2 separate regions of the Homo sapiens genome follow, and region 1 is linked to region 2. Evidence: chromatin contacts called from ENCODE Hi-C or POLR2A ChIA-PET data. All regions are on one chromosome and are shown on one strand. The core of a region is the stretch at or near the end of the contact, and the rest is flanking DNA. Distances in the headings are between cores, read along the strand shown.

Region 1 (6,772 bases), core at 850-3,349, 35 kb after region 2:
GAGAATAGGTGACAAGACACAAGTGAATGTGAATAAATGCTTCAAAATGAGATAAGTGTTATGCAGGAAACAGGGTGCTAAAATGAAGTCTTTTTATTGTAGGGGTTTATGAATTTCTTCCTAAGGAAGTAGCATTTGAAGTAAAAGATGAAGGGCGAAGGAGTTAACAGAAAAGGGAGAGTGTGTTCAAAGATTCTGAAGTTGGAAAGAAAATGGTCTGTCCTAGAACTTGAAAGGCCAGGGTGGCTAGAGCACAGAGAATGAAGAGAAGAAATAGGACTCTAAGATGAGATTGGAGAGATGGACAGGACCCAGGCCAAAAACCCGAAAGCCGTTGTAAGGCTTTTACTTTACTTTTTCTTATAGGAAAGATGGTTTAAATCAAGGAGTGGAAAAAATAGATTTCTGTTTTAAAAATTGTACTCTTCGGCCAGGCACGGTGGCTCACGCCTGTAATCCCAGCACTTTGGGAGGCCGAGGTGGGTGGATCACAAGGTCAGGAGATCGAGACCATCCTGGCTAACATGGCGAAACCCCGTCTCTACTAAAAATACAAAAAATTAGCCGGGTGTGTTGGCGGGCGCCTGTAGTCCCAGCTACTCGGGAGGCTGAGGCAGGAGAATGGCGTGAACCGGGGAAGCGGAGCTTGCAGTGAGCCGAGATCGCGGCACTGCACTCCAGCCTGGGCAACAGAGTAAGACTCTTGTCTCAAAAAAAAAAAAAATGTTACTCTTATGGGAGGGTGGAGAGTAGCAAAGAACCAGGTCAGAGGCCAATACCATCATTCTGTCAGGAGATAGTGGTGACAAAGAACCAAAAAACTATCGGGACCAAAGATACAGAGACAGTTTCCCCTATTTCATAAACTCAACTATAAGGAATTTAGTATTTTGAGTTGACTCACAATAAAATATGCTTTCTAAATTTTAGTTCATTGAGAACAAAGGACTGTTCGGGAATCTTTGACAGTCAGCTCAAGGAAAATGTAAAAAGTTGGGGAAAGAGTGGCTGTAAAGTCTCAGAAAACCACATGTGGCATTTGGTTGAAGGAAGTATAAGCAGTGCACGTAGGAACTGGAAGCTTTTCAGATACCTATACTGTGTATCTTTCTGAGTCTAAATTTTTTTCTCGCATATGATATTTTCTTTGTACACATCCCATTCTTCTTTCTGCAGACTGAATTCCTCTGCTTATTCATAAAATTAGTATCCCCAAACTTCAAATTCTTTATGGCTTTGGTTTGCCAAAGTGAAGCTCCTACTTTGACACGGGGTGCCTTTTCAACCCTAGAGCCTTCTTCCTTCTGGATTCAGGCTTTTTGTCTCCTGATCCATGTTCTCTCAGGCCTCTGGATGGGTAATTTCAGTCTATGGTTGCTTTCCACTTACTTCAAGTATCCATCCCAGAAACAATTCATTATCACAATGGGAGAGTTTGGTAAGCGTGATTGCTCATTTTAGAAGCTGTCGTCAAATTGGATTAATTTAGAAATGAAAGCTAAGCCTAGAAGAAACTGAGTTCATATCACAAACTTAAAAAAAAAAAAAAACCAACTTTTACACTTAGAAAAACTAAAACAAACAAAAATTGAGTTTCCACACTAACCAACACCACCAGAACAGAATATAAAAAAGGCAGGTCAGGCTTAATAACTTACCTCTTAGCTTCTCTGATTAAGCAAGGCTTGAGCATGGGAAATCTTTGGTCCATTTTGTTCTGTTACATTTTCTAATAACCCACAACCACCTAAGTTATGAAATGCTATAAAACAGAATGTTTATTCCCACTTTCAGCATTCATATATCATCTGCTCAAAGCTAGACTTTAAAGTTTGGAATGTGGAGAAGACACGTGCTTTATTGGTCTGCGGCATTCATGTTTTCTGTTGACACCATCACTCTTGAAAGACGGAGGAGAGAAAATGAGACATCACCTCTGGTTGAGTGGAATTCAATTGCAGAGGACCATGGCTGCGGAAAGCTTACAAAGTGCACTCAAATTTTCAAATCTCTGGACTTTCATGTGCAGGTAGACACTCTGGAGCCATCTAGTGGCATAACATCATTGAAATGAGAAGAGCCAGGGTTGAGAATTGACGAAAAGTCCAAATGTAACTCCAGTGTAATCTAGCATAGTCTCACCCACATGGGTCATGATTTCAGGAAGGTAACTGATATGGCAAATGCCCTGGTTCTGGGAAGGAAACTGACAACCTATGATCCTGCCTCATTCCCTGTGACTGCAGTTTCTTCTAGCACTGTTCCTACATGTGCATCACCTGGTGACCTAGTTGGAGTGGAATTTATGAGCAACAGTTATTTTAATGAATCTGTTAGAAACAAAATACAAGACTGCGTTTAACCACTGCAAATTGTAACATGTCAGTGACTTTACCATTGTCTCTTAATTAGCTCCACCTATTTTCAAATAAGCAGCTTGGGGCCGAGATAGAGTTTCAAAGCGTTATTCAATGGTTTTAAGTTGTTAAGCTAGTGCTTTATTTTGACTGATATTTATGGGGCTGGAGGAATAGAAGAACTGGAGGCATTTTTTCCTTTCTCTAAAACTGAAAACCAATTCTCTCTATGATGATTTAGACTGGAGCTAAGATATAATACTTGGAAGAGGTTTTCCTTAGAAAGTGCACTACTGCACTGACAGTGACTTTCTATTCATACCACCTCATTTCTTTTACTTGGTAAACTAAATTAAGCTCTAGGACACTTGTTCTCAAACTTGAACATGCATCAGAATCAACTAAAAACCTGTTAAAATGCAGATTGCTGGGCTTTATTGGAGTTTCTGCTTTAGATAGGTCTGGAGTAATGTTCAAGAATTTGCATTTATAAAAACTTCCAAGGAGATACTGATACTGTTGTTGGCTGAGGGACTGCACTTTGTAAGCTATTGCTGTGGAAAATTAAGGCATGGATGTTCACCTTTTATTGTTTTACTGACTCAAAGACAAAGCCGAAACACTCTTTCTGGCCTTCTCAATGAGCAATAGGGTTTTATGGCAGGTAATCTTTTATTTTTTAGAATAGATCTGGTTCTTCAAATGAGATCCTTCATAGAAACTCAATGTATAAGACAGGTAAAAATAGAGCTCCTTTGATTAATGTGAAGGTGAGAGAACAGCACCTCTTCTGTCTTTCCTCATAAATTTCCATAGCAGATACCGGCACCACCTCAGCAGAAACTGGGAGCCAGCATAGAGCATGTTGAAAACCAAAGCGGGTATTACTATCATTGCTGACTCTTTAGCTCCCTCTTACATGGTCACCAGATGCTCAGAAGTTTCTGTTCATCATCCAGATTGTTCCATTCCAGCCTCAAATTACTATTTTCTACAAAATTATTGGTTTGCCCCTCACTGATATATTCCACTGGGTTCGGTGCAGTGTAGTTATAATATGAATAAAAGAGTGTGCATTGTTCTTTTCCAGATAACTCTTGATTACAGAATTTGTTTTGTAATACCAGTCCATGAGATATTGGGAATGGTGTAAAACACCCATACTCCATGAGGAGCGTCTGTGCACAGCTACATTTTTCAGCACTTCTAGCAGCATGACATTCACGTCCCCATTGCCCTGGCTGTTGTCACTGTTCCCAGGACCACCGTCATGCTTCCCACCAACCCCTTCCACAATTACAAAACAGATAATGGCATTGATAACTAATGTATCACTTATCACAAACAATTACAAATATTTATTGAGTAACACTTTTGAACTATATCCTTTAATTCAGAATTCTCCCCTTCAATAGCTCAAAGATGGTTGATATATAGCAGAGAGAAGGCAGGTTAGGAATTTTCACCAACTTGCAGATGTTCTAAGTCATGGCTTTTATCAATTTACCTATGGGAATATGTAACCCTATGAATATTTTCCTAATTTAGATATTTCTTTGTTTCATCTCCAAATGAGTTCTTGAATCTAAACTACTACTCAAAAACAGAAAAGTGGAAAGTTCTATATCTCTTAGTACTGGACTTTCCTTGTAATATAAGTCTAGAATCAATCCGCTTCAGGCTGAAGAGATTTGTTTTTCTTTCTGGGAGATAAGAATCAAAGATAAATAGTTCTACGGTTTTCCCATAGGAGATAAGACCCACTTTGACAATCAGAACGAACAGACTAATTCGATTAAGGATAGGTACACCTTTGTTACTGATCTACCAACAAAGTATAGGAAAGTTTCAGAATAAAATAAAACCACTGAGAACTGTACGTCCACTTTTACCTTGTCGTTTTTTAATGTTCATTGACTGAAGGTGAATTTCATCAAGAATATTTTAGATGATCAATTTTCTTTCTCCAAGAATTTACAATTATAGTCCTTATGCCCATTGGCAAGAAACTGTTCCCTAATCTCAACTAAAAAAAAAGGAATCTAATTTAAAATCACTGCTATTTATAATATCTGCTCCACACCTTGTTGGATCTCCTTGTTGGCTTCAACAAAGAGGAGACTGTCTCAAAGAGGTGAAAGGAAAAATTAGCTAATGTACAGTGGAGATCCGGAAGTTAAAGGAAGAATTATGCAAGTGAGTCTAGGTCATAGTATGCAAAACAAACAATACAATATTGGTGACTCTATTTCATAGGTTGGTGTTGTTTGGCATATGTATTACAGTGCATATTCAGAACACGCAAATAATATCTATCATTAAAATTCCCAACATGTTTTTTACACTCTTTTCTATTTCTTAGAATAGACACACTCCAGATTCCTGAAGAGGGGTGTGACAACCAAATTTTTTTCAAGGTGGCAATAATGGAATGATACACGGAAAAAGTATGTTAGCATTTTTTATCTTCTCCAATCCCTTAGATGTTGGTGTAAACTATTATATTATCCAAATTAGTTCACTCTGAGGATATAGAGCAAACAGAAGGGCAAAGCAAAACCTACAAAGAAATTCTTCCAAATACATTCATCAAGGGCTTTTTATACAGACAGCTTAGGGACTCTGCCTATGGCAGGGAGTGAGAGATGTGACATTAAGAAACAAAGATTAATTGCCCAACTTCATATCACAATGTGAGAGTGGAATCTAAAACATCTCCCAAGGTTTACGGTTCTAGTCTAGTCACCCTTTCTTTCTTATAATCAGAAACTATGAATAATTCTCTCTGTATCTGCTACTTTTATACTTAGGAAAGGAAAAGATAAAAATACAAAAAAAAAAAGAGTAAAGTCTACATCCCCCTGGAAGCAACTGCTCAATTTCCTATGGAAAAAAAAAATTAAGGTACTTTAATAGCGCACTAAGGACATTTGGATAGTGGTCCAAATAAATCCTCCAAACCAATAGACTTGTGATTTGTCAAGGTTTGTTACAAAGACTATGCCCTTAAGCCAAACAAGCATCATCTTTGGGGAGATTTTATTTGTGTTATCAATTCATATCTGGACAGGTCTTCTGCTGGTTGGCATAGCAACTAACTGAAGTTCATTGAACTTTCAGATGTGTGTGCTAACAGTCTAAAGCTGATTTCCCCCCATGGGGACCAGAAAAGGCTTTCTTTGTTAAACCTCTCCAGTTGCATTCAAAAATACATCATTTTTCTCAAGCCTACAAACACACACATTTGAAATTTGGAAAATAATATTAGGAAAATTGTTTCTATCATGTAATATCATAATGGTTTTCCTCTATTTTCTGAAAGAAAGGCTAAAGTTTATCATATTTTCTGTCCATTTCTAGGTCTTTCAATAGTAATCTTAGGGAAATTCTTTCCAAGAATTTATTTTTTTTTTAAGATTTTGTTGAGGACATCCGGGTAGAGATTTTGCAGACTGTTGATATTTAGCATGGCCTTGTTAAAATTTTAGACATGGAAATGTTAGGCCTTCACTTAGGTGAAGATCACAGGTAACTTGCTTTCATGCTATGTTGGTTAAGCAAAGATTTAATGAATGTTCATTTAGAGAGGAAGTAGTGTCAAAACCTGTGCTGAGCACTGTGGGAGATGAAGAGGAACAAGAGATAGCATTGGTTTTTAAATTATTTATAATACGACTTCAAAAAAGGAACTAAAGGATAAGGAATATTAGTGAAGAAGATGTCTCTACTTTTGGGAATAGTAGAAAAAACGACTAAAAAGGAAAAGTTTGTAGTTATACCTTTGCCTTGATTAGTTACCAATTTTGGAAGTCATATTACTATGATAATTTAAAAAGCTTAAATGCAGAATAAATGTTTTCCCCAGAAGGATATAATACTTATGTGTACTTTATTATTATTTAATTGAGATGGAGTCTCATTCTATCGCCCGGGGTGGAGTGCAGTGGTGAGATCACGGCTCACTGCAACCTCTGCCTCCCTGGTTCAAGCGATCCTCTGGTCTCAGCCTCCTGAGTAACTGGGACTACAGGCGCACACCATCACACCTGGCTAATTTTTGTATTATTAGTAGACATGAGGTTTCACCATGTTGGCCAGGCTGGTATCGAACTCCTCACCTCAAGTGATCCTCCCACCTTGGCCTCCCAAAATGCTGAGATTACAGGCATGAGCCACTGCACCCAGCCAACTTATGTGTACTTTAGATAATCTAATATTTAAAGATATGAGAAATAAAAGTCACTTTTTGAAAATCTGCCCTCCCTTTATAAAGTAGGAATGCTATTCCAAATATTTGTTAAAGAAGTATCCTTGCTTTTTGCTTCCTAATTAAAGTCTGTAAGCAATACCCGAGTTTTCAAATTTCAGAAAGATTTTGTCTCCTTTATTTTTCTGAAAGTATAGAAAAGATGTAT
Region 2 (7,198 bases), core at 4,673-7,172:
TGATGGTTCCCAGCTTCATCCATGTCCCTACAAAGGACATGAACTAATCATTTTTTATGGCTGCATAGTATTCCATGGTGTATATGTGCCATATTTTCTTTATCCAGTCTATCATTGTTGAACATTTGGCTTGGTTCCAAGTCTTTGCTATTGTGAATAGTGCCTCAATAAATATACGTGTGCATCTGTCTTTACAGCAGCATGATTTATAATCCTTTGGGTATATACCCAGTAATGGGATGGCTGGGTCAAATGGTATTTCTAGTTCTAGATTCTTGAGGAATCGCCACACTGACTTCCACAATGGTTGAACTAGTTTACAGTCTCACCAACAGTGTAAAGGTGTTCCTATTTCTCCACATCCTCTCCAGCACCTGTTGTTTCCTGACTTTTTAATGATTGCCATTCTAACTGGTGTGAGATGGTATCTCATTGTGGTTTTGATTTGCATTTCTCTGATGGCCAATGAAACTATTCCAATCAATAGAAAAAGAGGGAATCCTCCCTAACTCGTTTTATGAGGCCAGCGTCATCCTGATACCAAAGCCTGGAAGAGACACAACAAAAAAAAGAATTTTAGACCAATATCCCTGATGAAAATCGATGCAAAAATCCTCAGTAAAATACTGGCAAACCGAATCCAGTAGCATATCAAAAAGCTTATCCACCATGATCAAGTGGGCTTCATCCCTGGGATGCAAGCCTGGTTCAACACACACAAATCAATAAATGTAATCCAGCATATAAACAGAACCAAAGACAAAAACCACATGATTATCTCAATAGATGCAGAAAAGGCCTTTGACAAAATTCAACAACTCTTCATGCTAAAAACTCTCAATAAATTAGGTATTGATGGGATGTATCTCAAAATAATAAGAGCTATCTATGACAAACCCACAGCCAATATCATACTGAATGGGCAAAAACTGGAAGCATTCCCTTTGAAAACTGGCACGAGACAGGGATGCCCTCTCTCACCACTCCTATTCAACATAGTGTTGGAAGTTCTGGCCAGGGAAATCAGGCAGGAGAAGGAAATAAAGGGTATTCAGTTAGGAAAAGAGGAAGTCAAATTGTCCCTGTTTGCAAAGAAAACATTTTTTTAAAGTAGTCTGTGATAAAAAACATCCAGGTCTAATCTACTCTTCATACAAAAAATTCACCTGAGTTCCCTAGATTGAAACTTGCTATTAAGTAACTGTCTACATTTGGAAATATGTCCAATAAACTGCAAGGCCATGACTTTGAAAAACTCAACACGTGGTCTTTCCTTAGGTGAAATCAACACTACTCTAGAACTGATTGCAATTCTGGTACCCTCAGACAGGGTAAATATGTGTTAGTTAATTATGATCATTCATTCATGTTTTTATGTGTTCAACGGTTCATCAAATGATTACTAAGTGCCTACTATGTGATAGGCGTCATGCCATAACTAGGTAATGCAATAGTAAACCGAGTAATTTTCTTACTGTCACGCAGTTTGCATTGAAAAGTTTAATTGTAGAGAATAGCTATGACAGGCAATGTTTCTACAATATTTCAAGTGTTTTTTTCTTATCTCTTTGTGCACATAAATGTTACTGTCTCATATGTTTTGTATCAAAACAGTCATCAAGCCCCAGTGTGTGATGGTCCCCTTCCTGTGTCCAAGTGTTCTCATTGTTCAATTCCCACCTATGAGTGATAACATGTACCCTAGAACTTAAAGTATAATTAAAGAAAAAGAAAAAAAAAACTACATGAAAAATAAATTTAAAAAAACATTTGAACTATAAAAAAAAAAAATCATCAAGTCACCAAGAGTGACACTGCATATGTATTCTGATAGACTAAGTTACATGAATATCTTTTTGTTTGATTAGTTGTTAAAACTTATGAAGTACTTTAAGTGAAATGAGTATCAGCAAAATAGTTGATAATTCTATGGAGAACTTTTTAGCCAAAGCATTAACTCATACATTTTGATTTTATGTCAATAACATCATTTGCTGTTGTCTCCTAAAGTTTTTGGCTTTGTTTTGTTATGCTTTTGAAGAGGAATTATGGGGACATTATCAGGTGTATCTTAGTCGTTGTTTAAACTTATTTAATTTGTATCAAGGGCAATCTTTCATAGAATTTTGTTTAAAGAGAAAGTAGTCCTGCTTCTCAGAATGAACGAATTGCTTTTAGAGTTTATATACAAAATGGGGAGGAATAATTTTCAGAAATAAAATGAGTGTGTGTGTGTGTGTGTGTGTGTGTGTACACAGAGAAAGAGGAATTCACTTATTCTCTTATGTTTTAGTTCTGAAATTAGTATTGCTATTATTTTGGGGTTTTCTTCTGGGGAAAAATTACTTAGTACCAATTTTTAAATACTTATGAATGAAAGTCACATTCAATTAATAGATATTTTACCCTAACTGATTTCAAATATATCTGTAGGATAGTTAATGATAAGGTGATCATACCAGTTTTCCTAGAAAAGCTCCAATTTATATCAGTATTTTCAGAGTAATTATGAAATGTGTCTTTTTAAATTCTTAAAACCATCCTTATTTGGGCAATGAATCTTATGGTCATCTTACTAGTGAGAGACTGGGGAAGTTAAAAGAAAGGTTTAATCTGAAAAATTAAATTCTATATAATTTTATCTTTTGTGCAAAAGAGAAGAAAGAAATTGCTGATGATCCACAAAAGAATAACTTAGCTGAGTTTTAATTGGGAGGAATGTTTTCTACATAGAAACTTCTAGATTGATGCTCTGATCTGCATAATTACCAACATACATTTTGGTGAAAGCAAGTAACGGTGAGAGGAGAATCATTTGAGGCCAAAATTTTGGGATTGCTAGTCCCAAAAGTTCAATCCTATAATTAAGTTCATATATAATACCATGTCTTCCTAAACAAAATAAAACAAAACCAGAAGTGGCACTGTTGAATCTTAAAACTTCCCAGTCACAGGAAGATGCTGCATGATGAGATGGTGAAGGTAGGGGAATCAGAACCTAGATTTTAATCCTCACTTTGCCAATGGAAGTGGAGTTGGATAACTTTGGAAAATTACTTATCTCTTTGGGGCCTCAGTTTTTTCATCTTTTAAATGAAAAAGACTCCATCCAGAATTTTCAATCTTTGTATGTGTGTTTGTGTGTGAGGGGCGGTGGGGGGGGGGTGGTGTCAGAATATCTAGAAGCTCTTTCTTACAACTATATCTCAGGAGAATTCCTCAAGTGGGGGAAGTTGATTAAAGTGAGCTATATTGATTGAAAGTGAAGCAGGGGTACCTGGAACTCTGTCCTATTGGACTTCTCCTTACCTCCTATAGTAACTTGTGAGAGCTCTAAGGAGCACAGATTTTTTTAAATGCTAGAAAAAAATAATAGCTAAAGGGCTTTCTTTATCAAAATTTCCTAGGCATGAAGATTTTACTCTGTGCAAACACTAAAGTGTTCCACTGTTTTTCAATGGTTCATCAGGACCTCAACCACCATTCATAACTTTAAAACAATGGAAAGAAATTAACAGTTCTTCAGTGATTAATCATAATGAGGCATTGAGTTTATATAGCACTTATAAACTCACTATACACTATAGTGTATCTTTTATGTACCTCAACAGCAAATATAGACGGTTGATAGGGAAAAAGGAAAGCATAATTATTTCTGCTTTACAGATGAGGAAACTGAGTCTCAAAAGTGTAAAGAAGTATGTGTCATGACAAACAACCATTGGGTGAAGAATGTACTTCATATTGTTTCTCTATCAAAAATATCTTATTTCATAATCAAAAGAATAAAAGAATATTTTATTTGATTGAAGGACCTAAAAGAGACAGAGTTAAATATCTTATTGTTTAGGAAGATGATGAGTTTCCAAAACCACGAAATCAGTGGCAAAAAAGGAAAATCATGGGAGTTTTAAAATTTTCTTTTGCAGAAAATGTAACATAACAGAGAAGGTACAGTTGATTGCTAATCAAGTAGATAAGGAGGTCATATGAAGATGTACATTACCACAAAGTCAGTTTTAATACCATATTACAAAAGATAACATAAGTGGTATCAGCGGTTACTCATTGTGTTTTCTTTTCAAAGTTCCTCCTTCTATGGAAATATAATTTAGCAAGAGAAACAGTGCCATACATTGCTGTGATAGGGAAGTGAATATGGGAGAAAATGGAGATAGATAGAATTAATACTGAAGTGGAAACAACAATATATCAGAGGACAGAAAGCTTAGATATGTTTTGCTACAAAATAACTCAGTAGTTTGAGGACAATGTCTCTAAATTTTTATAAATCTCAGTTTCTTAATCTAAAACACGAAGGTGTTGGATTTAACGATTTTTACTTCCATTTTAGCACGAATACTTTCTCATTTTTGAGTCCTCTTTAAATAACTTGAAATGTCTACTGACATAACTTAGGAGATCCAAGGGAAAATGCCAAGAAGTTTTAACCATGCTGTAGTGACACATATTTGGGAAAATGCATTCACTTCCTTGCAAGTGATATCAGTGATCTACTTGGTGAGATTGAGATGCATCTTCTGTCAGGAAATCTTGCCCACCCTTCATTATGCTTATGCTGGTCAAGCTTTTTTGGTGGCAAATGATAATAAGCAAAGCTCAAAACAAAGTAATCAATAAAGCGAACCCATTGTCTTACTTAACAAAAAATATCTCAGGTAAATATGTTAAGATTTAAGAGGGAACTCCAATAGTGTCATAAGAACATCATCTCTATTCTTGATTCTGCTTGTCTCTCTATGGCATTTATTTTCAGGTTATACAAGGTCTTAACATGGCGGCCAAAGTCTTAAGTCGTGAGTTATTCCAGATTCAGATTTCCCAGAATCTTCCAAGTAGCTCCAGTACAACTTCCCGAATTCACAGAAATTGGAACGTTTTGGCTTTATGCTCTCATCCATTAGTCAGTCAATATTGCCTGGGGAATAAAATTACTCTAACTAGCCAGGCCTACTACAGAGGTCAATATTAATTTTCGTGGACTATACTGTTACTAATCAAGCAGGTGTCAATTTCCTAAAATGATTTAAAATTCCAACAGCTCCTTGGGTAGAACTTTTCATAAATAAAGCATTTCCTGCTTTATTTATCACCATAGCATCTATCATTACCTAATATACTTATTTTGATTGGCTGATTGATTGTCTATTCTTTTTCAACTAGACCATAAACTGCATGAGAACAGGGATTTTTATCCCTGACCTAGAAAAATGCATGACATTTAGGAGGGACTCAATAATGAATAACCCTGGGGAGAAACATATATTATTATTCACGATTTATGGTAAGGACAGAAAGCTGAGGCATAAAAATGTTAAAGTTTCCAAAATTATATATTTATTTAGTAACCAGGAAGTCTGACGAAGGAGATCAGAGACTTCACCATTAACTTTTATACTAGTTGCCAGTAGATGTTGGTTTTTATACTATGTCTACCATTTGATAGCTTTCTGAATTTTATTAGTGACTAAGGGACTCTGGACTCAATGTTTCTACTCTAAAATGAGGTAATATTAGCTCTGCTAACTTCACAGGAATATGAAAATGCTATTCAAATTGTAAATGAGTTTATAAATGTGAGCCATTATTGTTTATGTTGCTAAAAATTCAGGTATCATGAGAGGTCTTAATAAAGACAATTATGTCATTTTGATAAAGGAACAATCCAGCTTCCCTGGTAATTAGTTCAAATACTGGTATATTTGATGTTTGCACACCAAAGTTTGAAGTGAATATTTAAGCCAAATCAGTATCATTAACTTTCACTTGATTAAGCTCAGACATCCCTAGGTAACTTTCTCAAACTTCTCCCATTCATAGATGACACAGCTGGGTAGAAATTAGTCTCTAAAAATACTTTCACACAACCGGCTTGTTTTCTAGTCACTGTCTGCTTATGTTATGCTCATTCCATCTGTCAATAGATGTGAGTCACACATTCGACCTTTCAGTTTCACTTGCGCACATAAATTTCTTCCAATTTCCTGTGAAACAAACACTTTTAACTCTTTAGGGTTTTGTAATTTGTACACAGGTCATTCAGGGATGATTCAAAGAACAAAGTAAGCCCTTGACTGTGTGACAAATTTGGCTTGAGCATTTTATAACTGGAACAAATTTTCTTTTATTGTTTGACTAATAAATGTAGGTCTATGTAGAGACACAGACATACATATATTTGTATTTGTATTTTAATTGTATATGCATAAACTAAATCTTCTGGTAGCTTTCTATAATGTAGGACAACTAAAAGTAAAATAGTTTAAAGGAGGCCCATGTATGGGCTAAAAAATTCTCATTAGCCTCCCTCCTTAAGTCAGTATAGTTTTATCTTCTTACAATTCATGTGAAGAAAACACTTGGATTTTCAAGTGAAAAAGCAAAGTTTATTCCTTTCTAATGTTTACCTGTGATCATGACTGTTATATCAAATTTGTCTAATCTTTTTATTTTGACTACACACAAGAAATAAAAATGATATGTTGGTAGAAACATCTCTATTTTGAGAAATCGTATTTGGACTGAGCTTAAATTAAAACTAGTTTCATGATTTAACAGAAGCTGCAAAGCTCTCCCCAAAGTCTTTTATGATAAAAAGTACACAATAACTGAATAACAAAATGATGGAATCAACAAAGGTAATAAAAATAAATGTATTCTTATCTCAAAAGCTATTCTTACCCAAGACAAAAGAGGAACAACAAAACCTTTTTCTTCCATTTCCTCCTTGGTTACCAATCTCAGAGCAGCTAAAGTGATAATGGGGGATGTTTGTTTCAGCACTGTGGAAGGGAGCCATACCTGCAAAGCTCCAGGAAAATGGAAAGGAGGTATTCTAGCTTTCTGCCAAAATGTTAAGGACTACTCCTCCAGGCCCATTTCTGTTTTACTTTTTGTCTCTCCTTTTTTTTGTTTGTTACTTGGCAAATCTATTGTCTTCAGTCACATTTTCTAAGTGTACTTCCTATTTTATGGATACAGGCCTAGGACTATAGAGACAGAGTTACTCCGGGGGAGATCCATGATTATTGGTAGTATAATTGAACCACTTCATCTGAGACCAACTGAGATTACGATATTTTCCCCTTCACACACCCTAAGTGCAGAACCCAGAGATCCTGATTCACTGACCAGTAACCATTAGGTTTTGCCACACTCTATTCCATACCTCTGTTTG

What was found. Hi-C counts contacts between places; a loop is a spot of excess contacts on that map. ChIA-PET counts read pairs that join two places held with the same protein, here RNA polymerase II (POLR2A). Pooled maps may share reads with other maps.
Region 1: a loop to region 2 is called in a map with no recorded cell type, with 2.4 times the contacts of the local background. The contact joins two enhancer-like sites. A Hi-C loop is called at or near these places in 2 of 168 maps with a recorded cell type or tissue (GM12878 and mammary epithelial cell), 6 of 37 single-sample maps with no recorded cell type and 6 of 50 pooled maps. POLR2A ChIA-PET finds 5 or more read pairs at or near these places in 4 of 52 experiments (AG04450, MCF 10A, activated B cell and 1 more).

Annotation. Positions count from the first base shown.
Region 1 is chr11:29,327,097-29,333,868 of GRCh38, forward strand. No RefSeq gene overlaps it. Among named protein-coding and RNA genes, the nearest start is that of LINC02755, 260 kb to the right of the region's middle. Within about 2 kb of position 2,100, at least 2 of the 41 ENCODE cell types and tissues checked have a DNase peak (open chromatin) inside an H3K27ac peak, as active enhancers do.
Region 2 is chr11:29,288,074-29,295,271 of GRCh38, forward strand. No RefSeq gene overlaps it. Among named protein-coding and RNA genes, the nearest start is that of LINC02755, 300 kb to the right of the region's middle. Within about 2 kb of position 5,923, at least 2 of the 41 ENCODE cell types and tissues checked have a DNase peak (open chromatin) inside an H3K27ac peak, as active enhancers do.